Regions from separate parts of the Homo sapiens genome. Here region 2 is linked to region 1. The links are chromatin loops, found by intact Hi-C in ENCODE. Cell type or tissue: Caco-2. All regions are shown on one strand. Each heading gives the region's core, and the rest is flanking DNA. Links, peaks and the distances in the headings are about the cores only.

Evidence for each region. Peaks named below come from ENCODE experiments on the same cell type or tissue, not always from the same donor. Only the 100,000 strongest peaks of a DNase experiment are listed, where the experiment ranks them.
Region 2: a loop joins it to region 1, with 6 times the contacts of the local background. A loop is called at or near these places in 2 of 110 quality-filtered maps.

The regions. Positions count from the first base shown.
Region 1 is chr20:14,708,356-14,717,072 of GRCh38, forward strand. The region is part of intron 5 of MACROD2 (mono-ADP ribosylhydrolase 2); the gene reads left to right. Among named protein-coding and RNA genes, the nearest start is that of MACROD2-IT1, 160 kb to the left of the region's middle. RefSeq lists an enhancer at 6,989-7,490. In Caco-2, for the core only: no CTCF peak of the experiment used is centred there; a DNase peak (open chromatin) is centred at 4,076.
Region 2 is chr20:14,136,904-14,145,620 of GRCh38, forward strand. All of the region lies in intron 3 of MACROD2 (mono-ADP ribosylhydrolase 2), which reads left to right. Among named protein-coding and RNA genes, the nearest start is that of MACROD2, 150 kb to the left of the region's middle. In Caco-2, for the core only: a CTCF peak has its summit at 5,402; DNase peaks (open chromatin) are centred at 5,428 and 6,538.

The DNA of each region.
Region 1 (8,717 bases), core at 429-8,428:
AGCCAAAGGCAATGTAAATGTAAGGGTGTGTCTGTGTTCCAATAAAACTTTGTTTACAAAACTAGGTGTCAAATGAGATTTGACCTGGGGACTGTAGTTTGCTGATTCTTGACAACTCTCTACTTGCTGTTACAAATAAGAACATGAAAGCAGCTTGGTTAGGAGATTGACTGTGAGAACATTGCTACTTAGTGGTATATTTCAAAGTAATATCCATTTTTTTAAAACTTATTTCAGGGCTTTTCTGCACAACTTTTTGTTTGTTTGTTGCTTTTATTTTGAGACTGAGTCTAGCTCTGTCACCCAGGCTGGAGTGCAGTGGCACGATCTCTGCTCAATGCAACCTCCCCCTCCCACGTTCAAGCGATTCTCCTGCCTCAGCCTCCCGAGTAGCTGGGATTACAGGTGCCCGCCACCATGCCCAGCTAATTTTTTTGTATTTTTAGTAGAGACGGTGTTTCACTTTGTTGGCCAGGCTGGTCTCGAACTCCTGACCTCGTGATCCACCCACCTCGGCCTCCCAAAGTGCTGGAATTACAGGTGTGAGCCACCGTGCCTGACCTGAACACCTGTTTTTGATGGCAATTTCTTATCTAGTGATCATCTGCAATGTCTGAGATATAGACTTATGTACATCATTGGTTAGAGTGTGGGTTGATGTGAGCAGTCTTCTTTGACTTTGTTTTATAGCCAAGAGTTCAGCTTTAAATACTGAGCAAACTTCCTGCCAGCATGGATTTTGGTTAGAAAAAGAAATGGGCAAAAGTAGATGCCTGTTTCAATCCTGACTGAGGAACAAATGTAGCACCTCAAAGCATTTCTTTATACTTATACATTTCTTTAGGTTTTTTATATAACACTAAAATACTTACTTTTTTTTTTCAGTCAAAAATATATTCCTGAGTTCTAAATCTTTAATTTGGGGGACATGGATCAAAATTTTGAAATTTTGGTTGTAAAAGACACCTAGAGGGGCACGAAGTCTGTGGCTTGTGCAAAATCTTTTACACATGCTTCAAGGATGCACACACATATACAAACACACACTCTCACACACTCACATAAGGTAAGGAGGGTGTTTGGGTGTATAAAAGCAAACAGTAGAAGCTGCCTCAAACCACTGTATCCAGTATATATCCTGATCCAACATATATGTATTTAGATTCAAATTTAATAGGTCTGGCGTCAAATTTCTGAACCCATCACAAAGTAGAAGCAATAAATACAAAAAAGGCATATTGTTCATAAAGCGTGACTGGCTGTAGCAAGAGATGACAGCTGACCTTTGGATACTAAACTAGCCATAAAACTGAAAAATCATGCCATGATACCTTGTTGAATCACTTCTTAAGTAAAGGTTAACTTACATACATTACATTCTGATTGTTTAAACAGAAACAAGTGTAGTATCTTTTAGGATTAGGTCATTTTAAATTTATTCTGACAATTAGAAGTTTTGATTCTTCAATTTGTTAAATTGAGTTTTCTGGAAAATGTACCTCTTTCTGAAGTTGAAGTTGGATAAATGTAGCAATTCCACATGTTCATCAATGTGTTACAGCCTAAAATTCATCTTTTAAATGAGAATATTAATTTCATGTTTATAAACATATTTTCTAATTGATCAACTGTATTTATTTTTATTTATATATTTCTCCATGCAAAATAGAAATAGCTCTTTACTCAGATGAGTGATACTGAATCTAATATAAAAGCAAATTTGTATAGAAGAAATCCAGGGACAGCAGCGGTCAGAAGATAATTCACAACTTGATGAGGTAAACTACCTTGAATACCCCTGAGAATGAGAGAGTAAGCAAGGAGACCTCGAGTGGCCAAAGCAGAGATTTCAGTTATATTTACTGGACAAAATGGACACCATAATCAACAGGGAAACACAGGATGTACTTTGGGTGAGTGGTAAAGTTCTGCCCATATGAAGGCATACTCCCATTTATTTGCTCAGTCTTGGCCTGGTGACAGGCAACAAATATTGAATAAGACCCTTTAAATGAATTTTCAAAAAATGAAGTTTAGTGATTTAAATAGCATTTAAAAAAATCAAATTCATAGTAAGGGTGCAGTAAATATTTGGTTTACAGTTTCATCTTGCATACTGTGGAAAGACGATGAGCATGGAACTTGTTATCACCACGTAGAATTCCTAAAATAATTGTTTCAATAAATACGGAATAGTAGCTCAGGTTTCAGATTTTTACATGTTATTGACTGAGCCTCCCTTTGGGGAAAATTTAAAAGTTAAAAGATCTCTTTTAAGATGATTCAGAAATGCAAGGTTTATTTAACATCTTCCTCATTGCCATATTGTGTTCTGTTGTTTTCCTCATATCATGTAACTTATTATCATTTTTTATTACTTAGTTTCATTTTTACTTCCTTTACCTACTCACTCATTAATTCTTACTGCCAGTATTTTAAAACCTTTCTGCAAAAAAACACATGCAACTGCACTGGGTCAGTGTTTCTCCTGATTGATAATCCACTTTCCACCTCCACATCTAAGTATACAATCATTGATAAAAATGAAGCCCCCATGGACTCTTCTCCTGAGAGATCTCATTCTTCCTGCTTATCAGCTTCTGCCCTCTGTCTGAGGGATTCCATATTGGCATCTCCGAAATGGAGATATTTTCCTATCAGGTGTATTGGAGTTAAAATTGAGAGAGAACATGCAATCATTTTTATCTTTTCCTGAATCATATGCAAGTTTAGCACCAGGTCGAAAATTCAAGCTTAGACTTGTTTGTGCTCTAAAGATTGAGAAAGTTGCTCAGATTGCTCTGGAGTGGGTCATGAGTTTTCTTCCTGGATTTTTGTTCAACACAGATAGCCATCTTTGATTTATTGGAACCTCTTGCTAGAGCATAGTTATAACTCCCAGAGAATCCTTTTGAAGTCAATTTCAGCTTTTTCATATTCAAGGAAAAGAGGAATAAATCATGTATCCATTTTTGATCTGTAGTTTTTCAGGAATCATTCTCAATGTTGTTGAAGAAGTTAGAAAAGCCCAAGCTAATCACTGTATCATATAGGTTTTCCGAAGGCAAGGTGTAGAAATTTTTAGTGTTGTTTAAGCAACCCATTTATTTTGAAGTATTGAAATGTTATTAATCCTAAAGACCAGGTGATAGTTTATATATTCTTGAAGGCTTTAAAAATATAATTAGCCTCTCTGTTACAAATTGAGTCCACATTCATCTTGGGGCTAATTTATTTCCTTTACAAAACTAACGAGTGTTTGTCTACAGGATCAGTGAACTAAATCTAAATGGGGGCCAAACCTTCAACTTCACCCTCTGGCAACTCTTTTTCCCATTTTCAGAACTCTTCCAAATCCCCCGCCCCAGCCCCAGTATTTCCAATTGACTTATAGAAACAGTTGCATTGTTCTTTTGCCCAAATCCCAAGCATTCCCCAGAGAGCTGTTTTCACTTTCTTTAGAGCACTTACAGTTTATCTCTGTAAGAGAATAGTTTTGAGTTTGGCACTTAGTCTGTTTCTTTTTCATTCTAATAGGAATCGCCTTAGAGCTAGCTAAGTCCCTGTTAGTCAGCTTCTTAAGTGCTGACCAGACTTCTTCCATCTGTATAGAACACTCACTTTTTCACATCAGAGGTTTAATGAAACTAGAAAAGAAAACTCTTTAAAATAACAATAATAATGAAAATCTCTAATAGATTCAGGCAACTTTACATATATCTTTTCAAGATTGGGTCAATTTTGCAAAAATTTTGAGGGTTTTATTTTTTAATATGGCCTCAGGTTAGAGTCACACAAATCAGTTAAAAAATATATTTCTTTGAGTTGGAAATACACACTTATTTCATCCCTGTACTTCTATATAGGGGAGTTATTTTTAATGAGAAAAATTTATAGCTGACTGCCAATGACACATAAAAATTAGTATGCATTATTAAAAATAAATTAAGGCAGAAAGCAGCCAAAGTGGACTTTGTTCTAGAGTCTTGGTAAACAGCCAACAGCAGTGCTCACTTGTCTTCATGTGACATTAAATAGTGCCCGTCTAAAAAGTGATTAATAGATACCGCGGGTTGGAACAGGCTGGCATTCGTCTGTTTCTTACAGCTCCTGATACACGTTGAATGCCCTGCATACCTATAGTTCTTAAGGGAATAGTCACTGTTGAGACATTTAGAGAAGCTGATATCAGATGAGGGCAATCTTGTTTTGGCTATTTTACCACATCTCAAGTATACAAAGTCTACATATAAACATTACGTAATGCCTTCAGACATTGCACTGATTCAAATAGATTTTAATGAGAAAGGCCAACTTTTCCTGTTTCTTGGTCATTCAGAGACTTTTAGGGAGCTTGAATTGTCAGTATCTCCTAATCTCTCAACTATTTTTTTCTTTTGATTTTTAATCTCACTCAGTTAGACTGTTGGGAAGAGAATACAATAGGAGGATTAATGGCTCAGAGCAGAAATGTTTGCTTGTTGGACAATAGGAAGGGAATTTGGTAGAAGTTCTTACCCTTCCTGTTTACATTCAGTAATGTTGCTGGTATATTGAAAAGACTGTCAATAGTGGGTATATATTTTTTTCAACAGTAATTTCCAACATCTTGTTGTTAGGTGTTCATCAAAATAAGAAAGACGGAGAAAGAAGAAAACAGAGACAAAAAGAAAAAAGATAATGGATTTGAGAAGTCAAGTCAATTCAGTCACAATATGGGAGTAAAGGACAGATTAAAAGAAGTTTCTTGTGTGAGTGTGTGTGTGTGAATGAGTGTGAAAATGCGTGCATGGGTACATGTGCCTTAGAGTAGAGGTAATTGGAAGACTTGAGGAGAAATTACTCACTTTTCTTTTAATACCAATGACCAGACAGCTTGCCAGGTGCTCACTCAGATTTGTATCATATCTTTACATACTGTCTTCTGGATAGGTACAACTATCCCCATTTTTCAGATGAGGACACAGAATCTTAGAGAAATGAAGAACTAGATCAAGATCTGTTTGAACGTAAGTGGTTGAGTCAGGATTTGAATACAGGCTTTTTGTTTTTATCACTCCAGAGTCTCTTTTTTCTTCCTTGGTAAATCCAGACTTATCACTGGAGATTCTGGTTCAAAATTACTCTGGCAGTTTTACCACCTAATATATGTTACTCCAAGAATTTTCCAAGTCTGATTAAATAGATTAGGTGGAGTCCTCCGAAACCCTTTCCTGATTTCCTGGGCCAAGGTAAAGCATATCTCAGAGCAAATTTTAAACAGTACTTTGTCATTGAAGACCTAACTATATATGAAGCATTGTGTAGGTGCTGAGAAAGGCACAGAAAAATATACAATAGGGCACTTGCCACCAGTGCCTTATTAATTAGATAAAGAGATAAAACATACACCTGTGAAAAGCTAAAAAAATTACTATTATCAATTGACAATTTGGCATAGCAAAACAAGGCATGATTAATTGCCAGATAACACAAAATGCATGTGGTAGAATTTGAGAGATCTGTAATTGGACTTCAGTGGCCTGATAATTCTTAATGGAAGCGGTTTAAGCTGGAGGGAAAGGATGGGCAGGATTTAGACAGGGAGAACAGAGGTGGGAGATGAATTCAGGCCTTAACAAAAGTGTAAAGAAGAGCAGGACAGCAGGAGGCTGGGTTGAAGGACATAAACAACAGGAAGGTAAGTAAACTACTTTGGACAAAGTGGGGCTCTGCATAGATAGGAAGTGGAAAAGCAACCTCAAAAATAGGTTGGGCTCAGGTTTTCAATCCTGAGTGCCAGCATAGACTGAGCCTGTTGCCATGGGTACGTGGAAAATGACAGAGTCAGTATTGCACTTTGAGAAGATTATTCAGGAGGCAGGGTGCAGGATAGAGGACGAGTGTCTACAAATAAAGAGTGAGGCAACACATATGTCCATCCTGCATTGGGCCACACCAAGAACCTACCATGTGCACCTCTCACCACCCACTGGCGCTCAGACTGCTGCACACAGTAGCCCCCAACTCATCTACCCAGATCCACTTTTGTCCCCATCCACTCTGTTCTCCACAGTTTCAGCCAGAGTGATCTTTACAAAACATAAATTATTGTCACCTCCTGCAAAAGATTTCAACGTGACCCATAAATATATTCTTATTTTTTCCTCCATGTCCTATCCCTCAACATGACCTACAAGACCTGGCCTCTGCCTTCTCTTCGGTCTCATCCTTCACCCTGCTCACTCTTGTTTTCTAGGCATGGTGGTCTTTTTAAAAACTGTGTCTCATTCTTTGTGTTCAACATGCCCCCTCTCATGATAGGGACTTTGCTGTTTCCTCTTCCTGGCATTCTCTTCTTTCCCCTCATTGTCTTGTCAACTCCTACTTATCCTTCACATCAACACACTCTAATTTCAAGACCTCCTTGACTAGGTCAGATCCCCTTATAGAAGGGTCTCACAGCTCCAAGTAACTATCTCTCCTTTGCAGCTTTTATTACATGTGCGGTTTCACCACTTATCTAATAGTTAATTCATGTTTCTTTTCCGCAGTGTCCACAGTGTTTTTGTTCTTTATTTAATTCAAGAATCTAGCTCTTAGTGGACTCTCAATAAATATAATATAGTGGAAACAAAATAATATGTGGTTAAAATGTAAGGTGTTGTATTAGTCCATTCTCATGCTGCTAATAAAGACATACCTGAGACTGGGTAATTTATAAAGGAAAGAGGTTTCATTGTCTCACAGTTCAGCATGGCTGGGGAGGCCTCAGGAAACTTACAATCATGGCAGAAGGGAAAGCAAACACATTATGCTTCTCATGGTGGCGGCAAGAAGAATGAGAGCTGAGCGAAGGGGGAAGCCTCTTATAAAACCATCAGATCTCATGAGGACTTACTATCACAATAATAGCATGCAGAAAACTGTCTCCATGATTCAATTACCTCCCACTGGGTCCCTCTCACCATAGGTGGGGATTATGGGAACTACAGTTCAAGATGAGATTTGGGTGGGGACACAGCCAAACCATATCAGATGTTATAAAAATTTCTATATTTGAAGGCCTCAGCTATTGGCAACATTACTTAATTTTAAATACATTTGGCACTGATTTTAAAAAAGTGTTACATAGTATTGGAATTATTTTCAGAGGGCTGAAGAATCCTTCATACCTTGGAGAGTGAGTGAGCACTCTTTAGCAGGCCTCTTGTGCTTCCAACCTAAATGCAGGCAAACGTCCTGTTGGTATGTAAAGCTGCCACCCAAATGCAGAGAACCTCTAGAGTGCATGCTGTTCTCATTCAAACTGTCCCATCTGTTCAGACATGGTCAAGCTCTCTGAGCCCTGGGAGAACGAAAACAGGCCAGGATTACCAGTTTTTACAGATTTTAACGTGAGGCTTAGGGTCTGTGGGCTAAAAGGTTGATTGTAGTTTTTAAGTTAAACATCAACAGGGGCTGAAAAGACCCTAAAATTACATTTGGGAGTCATACAAAGACAATACAGCTCCAACTGCATTACTCGGGACCTTTTTGCTGCTGAAACAGAAAAAATGATAATTAACCAATCAGGATGAAATGTCAATTTGAGAGGAAGGTAATGTGAAATTTTCCTAAATCATCTAAACACCAAAAAATCTGTTACATCTGATTTCCAACCTGCTCTGTTGCTATGAAAACTTACTCTCCACTCAGCTCTCTGAACGCTACATATTCATGCAATTATAATTCTTTCTGAAAGATGGACTCTGTAATGATATGAAGGCGTTTTCCTTCAGTCTGCCTAGAGTTTTTCCAGAGCCACTTAATAAGAGCCATGCTCTTTTGGAATTATTTTGCTTTATCCACATTTTTCTTCATGATCCAAATAAAAGATAGTTTTTTAAATGTGAGGTGGCAGTTGTCTTGGGATATATCTCTATGGCATTTGCTAAATTAAAGCTCATCTTTTCAAGCCCAGTCTTTATTTTGTTTTCCTATAGTTTGCTGGCAAAATCAAAGCCCTTGCTTCCTTACTCTTGCACTGTGGAGCAGACTGGTAGGATGATCACAGGGGAGTGAGCAGGCTTCAGTGGTTCTTAAAAAGACAATTTCCATTTCCTTGGCAGAGGGACCCCATACTGCGCTCCAGCCAATTCTTAATTCTTTCTGCCATTGGTTCCGAGGGGCAGGCTTTTGTGGGGAGGGATTATTTGTTTCTTTAAAATCCACCGTGGTTCTTTTCCCTCCCACCTTTTCCCCTTTCTTTTGTGGCCTGGAACAATACAATGTTAGCGATTCAGTTTCTGACTTGCAGAGAATCCATCTATGCTTGGAAAAATGCAGTTCAATTATATACTGCAGCTTGAGGTGAGATAGAAGTGAAGATGGCTTAACACGTGAAGTGGGTAAAAAAAATGTGTAATTGAAACAGTATGATGTTGATGAGGCAGTGTGTGAGGCTGTCAGGAGGCATTATAATAAGCTGATGAACGAGACTAGCTTCCTAGTTCTGCTGTATGCAAATGTTCCATTATTTTTGGTGGAGGAAAGGAACCTGGCATATTAATTGGCTTTGTTTTTAGAGATGCAGGTGAAGCCTTTTCATTTTGCTTTCTGAAAAGAAACTTGCAATATGTCCTTAAATTATGTTTAATTTTGAGTGTCGACTTACAAAGAAATAAAAACTCTTCATTTTTAAAAAATTTAAAACAAAAAAAAATTTGGGGGTATTGAACCTTAGAACCAATCACTAA
Region 2 (8,717 bases), core at 444-8,443, 570 kb before region 1:
CATAATAATTCTCTATCCCCAAAACATAGCACTTAATAGCTAGAACTGTTGGTGCTCACTGGTAACCACTAGCCACATATAGCTATTGAGCACTTGAAACATAGCTATTATGCATTGAGATGTGCTTTAAGCACATCTCACTGGATTTCAAAGGCTTACTACAAAAAGGGGATATACAGTCGACTCTTAAGCAATGCAAGAGTTAGGGGCACAGACGTTCTACACAGTTGAAAATGTGTGTATAACTTTTGGCTCTTTGAAAATTTAACTACTACTAGCTTACTGTTGACCTCCAGCCATACTGATAACATAAACAGTTGATTAACACATGTTTTGTAGGTTATATGTATTACATACTCTATTCTTACAAGAGTAAGCTAGAGATAAGAAAATGTTATTAAGAAAGTCATAAGGACTTATAAGGAAATGTATTTACTATCCATTAAATGGAAGTGCAGCATTATAAAGGTCTTCATCCAGTGAGTTTTATACTTTCATATGTTTTCATGTTACTAACCAGCATCCTTTTGTTTCAGCTTGAAGAACTCCCTTTAGCATTTGTTGTAAGGCAGGTCTAGAGGTGATTAACTATTGTTTGACAAAGGCACCCTGAATACACAATGGAAAAAGGATAGTTTTTTTCAAAAATGATGTCGTGAAAACTTCATATCCACCATGAAAATAAGAGAAATCATATTCTTATCCTACATCATATACAACAATCAACTCAAAATGGATTAAATATTTGAGCATATAACCTGAAACTGTGAAACTCCTAGAAGATAACATAGGGAAAAATCTCCATGACATTAGTTTTGGCAGTGATTTTTAGGATATTACACCAAAAGCACAGACAATAAAAGTAAGAATAAACAAGTGGGACTACACTAAACTAATAGGTTTCTGCTAAGCAAGGAAATAGCAAAGTGAAAAGGCAACCTATGGATTGGAGAAATATTTAAAAATCATGTATCTGATAAGGAATTAATATAAAAAATAAGAAACCTGTACAACTCAGTAAAAACAAAACACCAAAGATGGGCAAAGGACCTGAATAGAAAACTTTCCAAAGGACACATACAGATGGCCAGTAGTTATATTACAAGGTGCTCAGTCATCAGGGAAATGCAAATCAAAACCACAGTGAGATATCACTGCATACCTGTTAGAATGGCTATTATAAAGAAGAGACAAAAGAAAACAAGTGTTGGTGATGATGTGGAGAAAAGGGAACCTTATACATTGTTGTTGGGAATGTAAGTTGGTACAGCCATTATGGAAAGAAAACAGTATGGAGGTTCCTTGAGAAATTAAAAATAGAACTCCTATATGATCCAGCAATCCCATTTCTGGGGACTCATCTGATGGAGATGAAATCAGCACATTGAAAATATATTTGTACTTCCAGGTTTATTGCAGCATTATTAACAATAGCCAAGATATGGAAACTACTGAAATGTCCATTGATGGATGAGTGCATACAGAAAATATGCTATTTATATGCAGTGGAATATCATTCAGCCTTTAAAAAAAAGGAAATTTCTGTTATTTGTGACAGTAGTGAAATACATTATGTTAAATGAAGTAATTTAGGCACATAAGGACAAATACTGCAGGATCTCATTTATATGTGGAATCTAAAACAGTTGATCTCATAGAAATTTTAGAGCATGCAATTTAGTATGTACAGCATGGAATAGTGATTGCCGGTGGCTGGGTGGGGGGAAAATGGGAAGCTGTTGGTCAAAGCATAGAAGCTTTAAGTTATAAATAAATTTTGGAGACCTAATGTATTGTATGGTGACTGTAGTTAATAAGAATGTACTTGAAATTTGCTAAGAGAATAGATCTTAAGTTTTCCACACACACACACACACACACACACACACACACACACACACACGGTAACTATGTGAGATTACGGATGTGCTAATTAGTTTGATTGTGGAAATCATTCTACAATGTAACATATATCTAAACATTTGGTACACCTTAAATATGTATAATTTTTATTTGTCAATTATACGTCAATAAAGCTATAAAAACTTTTCTGTTCTGAAGGAAAACATAAATAAAGATTATATTTTAGAAGAGTAATAAGAAATAAATTTTCCTGGATAATTTCATTGTTTTCTCTACAAAGAAAGGAAGAAAATACCTTTTCCATTAAAAACAAAAAGAAAATATCTGATGTGCTTAGTGATTCTGAGAAGTCATTTATGATAAACACAGCAAAATAATATAAATATTATGTTACCTCTTTATCATTTAGAATATTTTTGAGTTTGGCATTATACATAGTCTCAAACTCCTGACCTCAGATGATCCACCCGCCTCAGCCTCCCATAACTGCTGGGATTACAGGCGTGAGCCATTCCGCCCAGCCGCCCTTTAATCTTTATAACAAATATGCATCATAGGTGTTATCTCCTTTTATAGATGAAGAAAGGCAAATGTTAAGACCAAAACAAAACTAGCAAGTGGCAGAGCTAAGATTCAAACACAGATATTTCTGACTCCAAAACCTATGTTTTTAACTGTACTGCACCATAGAGAAAACTGGTTTTACTCATCTGTTCCTATTTTATGGATGGGGAAATTTCCCCATACTTATATATTTTATGTAGAAATAAGAATTGTAAACAATTTTTTAAGCTGTAAGGTGACATTATTGATTTGTATTTTTTGCAATAGTGGTATAATTTCAATACTCCTGTAAAGTTTGAGGCTCTACTATTTTGAGATAAACAGAATATAAAGGACAATATTTAATCAAATCTGTGAAATAGTAAACAGAATATTTTGTAACAGTTTTCATATGCACAGCATATTACAAGAAAGTCTTGAGTTACAGATTGAATATTCCCAATCCAAAAATCCAAAATCTGAAATGCTTCCAAATCTGAAAGTTTTTGAGCACCAACATGACACTGTAAGTAGAAAATTTCACATCTGACTTCATGTGAAGGGTCGCAGTCAAAATGTAGGCACACAACACAAAGCATCTGCAAAGGAAAAATAAAATTGTCTTTAGGCTTTGTTTATAAGGTATACACATAAAAAATTAATGTATTAAGTGTTTAGACTTGGGTCCCATCCCCAAGATATCTCATTTTATATATATGCAAATACGCCAAAAATCTGAAAAAAATCAAAATTCAAAACACTTCTGTCTCAAGCATTTTGGATAAGGGATACTCAACCTGTAGTAAGGAAGATGCCTGTAGTTGATAAAATATTAAGTTTGGTGGGATTTAATGAAATAAAAATACTGTGACATGATTCATGCAAAGTGGTTTGTCATTTACTAGGATTTTGACCATTTCTAGGTAAACTCTGGCTTTCTTACAGAGTAGATGTTCAGAATATGAATTTGCATTTACTGTTTTTAAGGAATGATCACTGCTTTCATTACACTATAAAAACATGTAAATGATAAACTTTTTAATGTGAAGAGGTAGTTTTTTCTGTTATTAGTTGTATAAACAAATGCCTGAAGATATAGTTGTAAGAAGGTTCCCAAACCAATATTCTTATCTTGATTCTGAGCATAGCATTTGATTTGGCCTGATTCATACAACTAGAAAGGGGTTAATGTTTATATAGGGTGAGAGCTCTGCCTATAATTGTTACATATCTTGCAGATGAACCCTGTATTTTTAATATACATATACCCATATCTTTTTAGTCTTAATGTTTTAAAGTATCAACTTTCTTTTTTCTTTTTTTGCTTGAGAGGGTGGTAGGATAGAGCTTGTGTGTACCTCAGCTCCAGCTGCTGCCGAATGACTTCCAACCAACACCTGTGGGTGGGAGCTGGCTGGTTTTCCTTTCATTGTCAAGCCTGGGCATACTAAGGGAAAATGCACCTGCCAGAGACCTCTTTATTTTCGAAATGATTATCAGTGGTATCGGCCGAGAGAGAGGCAGCTGGTGGGCTCCTGTACCCTATCTAGCCCTCTATATGGATCTTTCCTTCTATGTTGGAAAAACAAAGTTGAAATTTACCACATTTTGGCATTACACTTGGCAGTTACTGTGATGAAGTTGATCATATTAGAGAGTCATTCAGGATACCTGACCTTCCTGCCTTCCGCTACCTTAAGTGAAAAATCTCTTCTGTTCCCTAATTTACTGTAGCATATGCTTCAGTGTGTTGTGTTGGGTAGGGCAGATATCCTTAGACTAATTCTAATCCTGAGTGATTCAAGACTATTCCAGTGGCAATGGAATTTTACACCTATTTAGTCATTTGGAACAGAGAGGTATCTGCTTGTAATAGGCCAAGACACCTTAATTCCTCATTTATCCATTAGCTACCTGTGGGGCTTTATCTAAGACACTTCAGTTTCCTCATCCATAAAATAGGAACAGATGGGTAAAACCAGTTTTCTCTATGGTGCAGTATGGTTAAAAGCATAGGTTTTGGAGTCAGAAATATCTGTGTTTGAATCTTAGCTCTGCCACTTGCTAGTTTTGTTTTGGTCTTAACATTTGCCTTTCTTCATCTATAAAAGGAGATACACCTATAATGCATATTTGCTATAAAGATTAAAGGGCGGCTGGGCGCAGTGGCTCATGCCTGTAATCCCAGCAATTTGGGAGGCTGAGGTGGGTGGATCATCTGAGGTTAGGAGTTCGGGACCGGCCTGTCCAACATGGTGAAACCCCATCTCTACAAAAAATACAAAATTAGCTGGGTGTAGTGGCACATGCCCGTAATCCCAGCTACTCGGGAGGCGGAGGCAGGAGAATTGCTTGAACCTGGGAGGCGGAGGTTGCAGGGAGCCGAGACTGAGCCATTGCACTCCAGCCTGGGCAACAATAGCAAAACTCCATCTCAGAAAAAAAAAAAAAAAAAAAAAAAAAAAGATTAAAGGGCATCATGTATGTAAAGAGTACAGAGGAGGGCACATAGCAAGCACTCAGTACCTTATAACTTTTATTATTCTTTTTCAGCTTAAAAAATTATATGTCTACATTGAATTCATATTTATTCATGAATGAATACATACGATGTTTTCTGTGTGCCAGGTCCTGTTCTAAGCATGTTTCAAATATTGTCTTTATTTGATCTGTATGGTATCCTGTAAGGTGAGGACTTAAAATATTCCCAATGTGAAATTGTGAAATTGAGGCACAGACAATCTAAAAACTTGCCCAAGGTCACATTGCTGGTAAGCCACTAAGCCAGATACTTTGAAAATAGTATTAGCATTTATATTATATAAAATCTCTTTTAGTTTCCCTTTTTTTCCTAATAGTGCAAGTTTATTCACCATGTTTTTAGTTTTTCTCAGGAAGATTTAAAGAAGTGTTAGGTGGTGGCCTTGGTGCTTCAGTGGCTATCAGGTCAGCCAGAGGTGACTCGTTTTTGTCACCAGGGTGTGCTGTGATTCCACCAGTCTGAACTTACTGCAGCTGCTGTGAAGCTGGATGGGAATCTCTTTATTGTCTTTGCTGCTGCTTAGCGACCACAGGTTTTTCAGCTTGGCGCTTTACCATCACCTGGGCAACTGCCTGAGATCCCAAGTTATTTTCTTTTTGTGTTGTACCATCCTTTCCTGCTCATTTGTGTCCTCGTGTAAATGAAGGAGCTAGCATGTCTGGCTTGTTAGCAGAGTGCCTAGATGCCCGAGCTGTATGTTGTCAAGCATTATGAAGCTGCCACCACACTTATTATTTTGCTACATAAGAAATTAGTATGTCACCAAATTGATTGCTTTAAAAAATTTGGTATCAATAGCATTTTGTTAAACTTGCCACTGCCTTTAGTACTTGCATCTTTGGTGCTAAGTTCCTGATGAATTTGGAATTAATCATTAAAAATGCACATAGGCTTGATAAACTTCTATAAAATATTAATATTTTCTATAGAATATAAATTTTTCCTATAGCCAAATACTCCGTCATTATGAATAAATGTTATCTGAGATTCTGTTTATAAAGGATCACTTTCTATTCATTTGTGGCTTAAAAGAGATACTTATGTCTATGTAGTAAGAATTATGAAAAGAGCATAGATTGATTTAAAGTCTTAAGAGTGTGGGTGTACATGCATGCACACACACGAAATATAATAGGGCAGCATCTCTGGCAGACTAATCTTGCTTTGTATAATTAAGAAAACTTTTCATGTCTTTCATCATTCTTTTTTTCTAAAATTGAAGTCATCTCTTGATGGTTATCATCCTAGAAAATTTGATTAGTAGGAAGCTTAAACAAATAACCAAAATGAATTTATTAGCATGGCCATGTGATGTTGGCTTTGTACATTGTTTTCAATATATGTATTAATCTGTAGTTTTCCTTGAAAGGGTACTTGTTTCTACATTTTTATAGAGAGTTTCTCAGAAGCCTGGGCTGTTTAGTGAGAAATCTTGGGAAATGCCTTACCTTACTTTAGAAAAGAGACTTATTTCTCCAGATAACACTGTCTTTAAGCAAACAGTGTTTGTGTAACCACCTTGTAGCAACATTCAGCTTGAAGATAATAGCCTTCACATGCTTGATAAAATGATGAAATCACTGACCAGCAGGATCCGTCAGTGGAGTCAGCATTTTATCACAATGTGATAATTCTGTTTAATGTGGAAATGGTTACAAAATCTTCTGATATGTGTGGAATTCCTGTTTGATGACCACTTGCTTGGAGGAAAAAAAAAACCTGTGCAAGAAGGTTTAGTGTGTTTATTTCATTGTAAAGACATTTCTGACCATTTTCTTTAATTGAATAGCAGAAGTGTATGTTGGTTCATACACTTTGAAATGTAAAGTTTCTGCTCAGGCCATTGTGGAATGAGCATCTTCCATTAATCTCGCTTCACACTAAAATGAGTAAGAGACTTATGATTTTTTGAACTGCATGTTTAAATTGTAATTTTGCTGGAAAAGTTACCAAATGAAACATTTCTGAAGAAATTAAGATAATTAGACAAGACTTATGAACCACACAGTGTCATTATTTTTTTAAAAATATATAGATGAAAGACTGGACAAAGTTCAATTCTGCATTAAGGTTCCTTTCAAAGTCAAAATAATTAAGGTAATCAAGCCTCACACTGGGCAAAGGTTTTTTTCCCTCTTTTAATCTGATTGACTTTTTTTTCTATCTTTGTTTTTTATGAACTCATATTTTTTAGGAGATTTTAGGGAGAAAAACCCAGTGCCTAGATAGATGTGAATGATCATATACCAATGAATGCCATTAGCCTGTTTTTTCATGTTCTTTACTTGTGCTCTTGGAAATTTGAGTGTCTTAAATAATTGGAATGCATATAAAGACATATTTTTTTCTATGCTAAAGAAAAGCAAAAACTTTGAAATTTTTTGATAAGTGGAAATATAGATATTACAAAGAATATATTACACACTTCTAAATCTAAATTTGTCAATCACCGCTTTTTATAACTTAAGTTTTTGGTAGAAGTATGTTAGCCTTTAGTTTTGTACTGGAATATTTTTAGGGCTATCTGACCTTCTAGGTTTTCTTATCCCCTCAGTCTGACCTTCCACATAACCTGTTTCTGTTCATTTATTGATCTCCTACCTTTTACATATGGATTGATTCACTTTTCATTCATTCAACTAATATTTATTACCTGCATGTATTTGCCTGGTCCAGAACTGGGGTGAGATATTGGCCATAGGAAGGTATGATCCTATTGTCTGTTCTTACAGCACTTATGGTCTAACCAGGGAAAGAAAAAACAAATAATTGAATTTACAGTTAATTATAATTTTAAGTTCTATAGTATTCTTAAGCAGTCATTTTTTTACATCTCCACACAAGAGGAAATTGTGTATTCCTTCAGCGACCTTTAGAAGCAGCCTGCATTTTTTTGTTTGTGAGGATAGTTGAGGGTGGGGAGAGACTACACTGGTATGTTATTTGTATATAATGCACAGCTTTAGTGGTCCATAATTATGGGGGTGTTGCCCATTGTACTGTATGAAGTTTTTCACCTCCAGACTATGCCTTGCTTCTGTAGATTTCTCTCAGGGCTCATCATGTTCGCCACTCTCTATCTCAGTTCGCAGCTCCATTTCCACTGCTTGCCTTTTCTTTAAAGATAATCATGGTTTTGTCCAGGGCTTTGCCTTATCCTTTGGTTGAGAAGATATCCTCTGGATTTCCCCAATTCCTCCAGGTTTTCCTACCACATCTTCCCTGTAACCATGAGTGCCTTCTCCCTTGTATAGATACATTAATTATGAATTACTATATACCTCTACAAAAAAAGCACTGTATGTGTCCCTCTGCGCTAGGCTTAAAGGGAATTTAAGACAAAGGTGAATAGATTTGTTTCACCACAGTTTTTTTGTATTAACTAATTAACTTTATTTTATTTTTGCCTTTTTCTACATGTTCTAAACCGCCCCACCTCTTTTCTCAAAGAATTTATAACCTCGTCTAGTGTTTGTGGTAGGTATAAATAAATGTTAGTTAACATCATGATTATATTTTGTGTATGCCCCAGCCCACAGTTGGAGTTCAGAAAACATTGATTCCATTAATTTGTGTTTATTTTTCATAGATTTCTAAATAAATACAAATCTTTTAGAAAATATTGACTCTTCCATTTGTGATCATTATGCTTGAAATCACTAGGTAGAAGATATGTCCTGGGGAATATCAGAAACACTAGTTTTCTAGTGTTTTCTTACTGGTAAAGCCCTAGGTAATAGAGCTTTAATAGCATGAATCTCCAGAAATC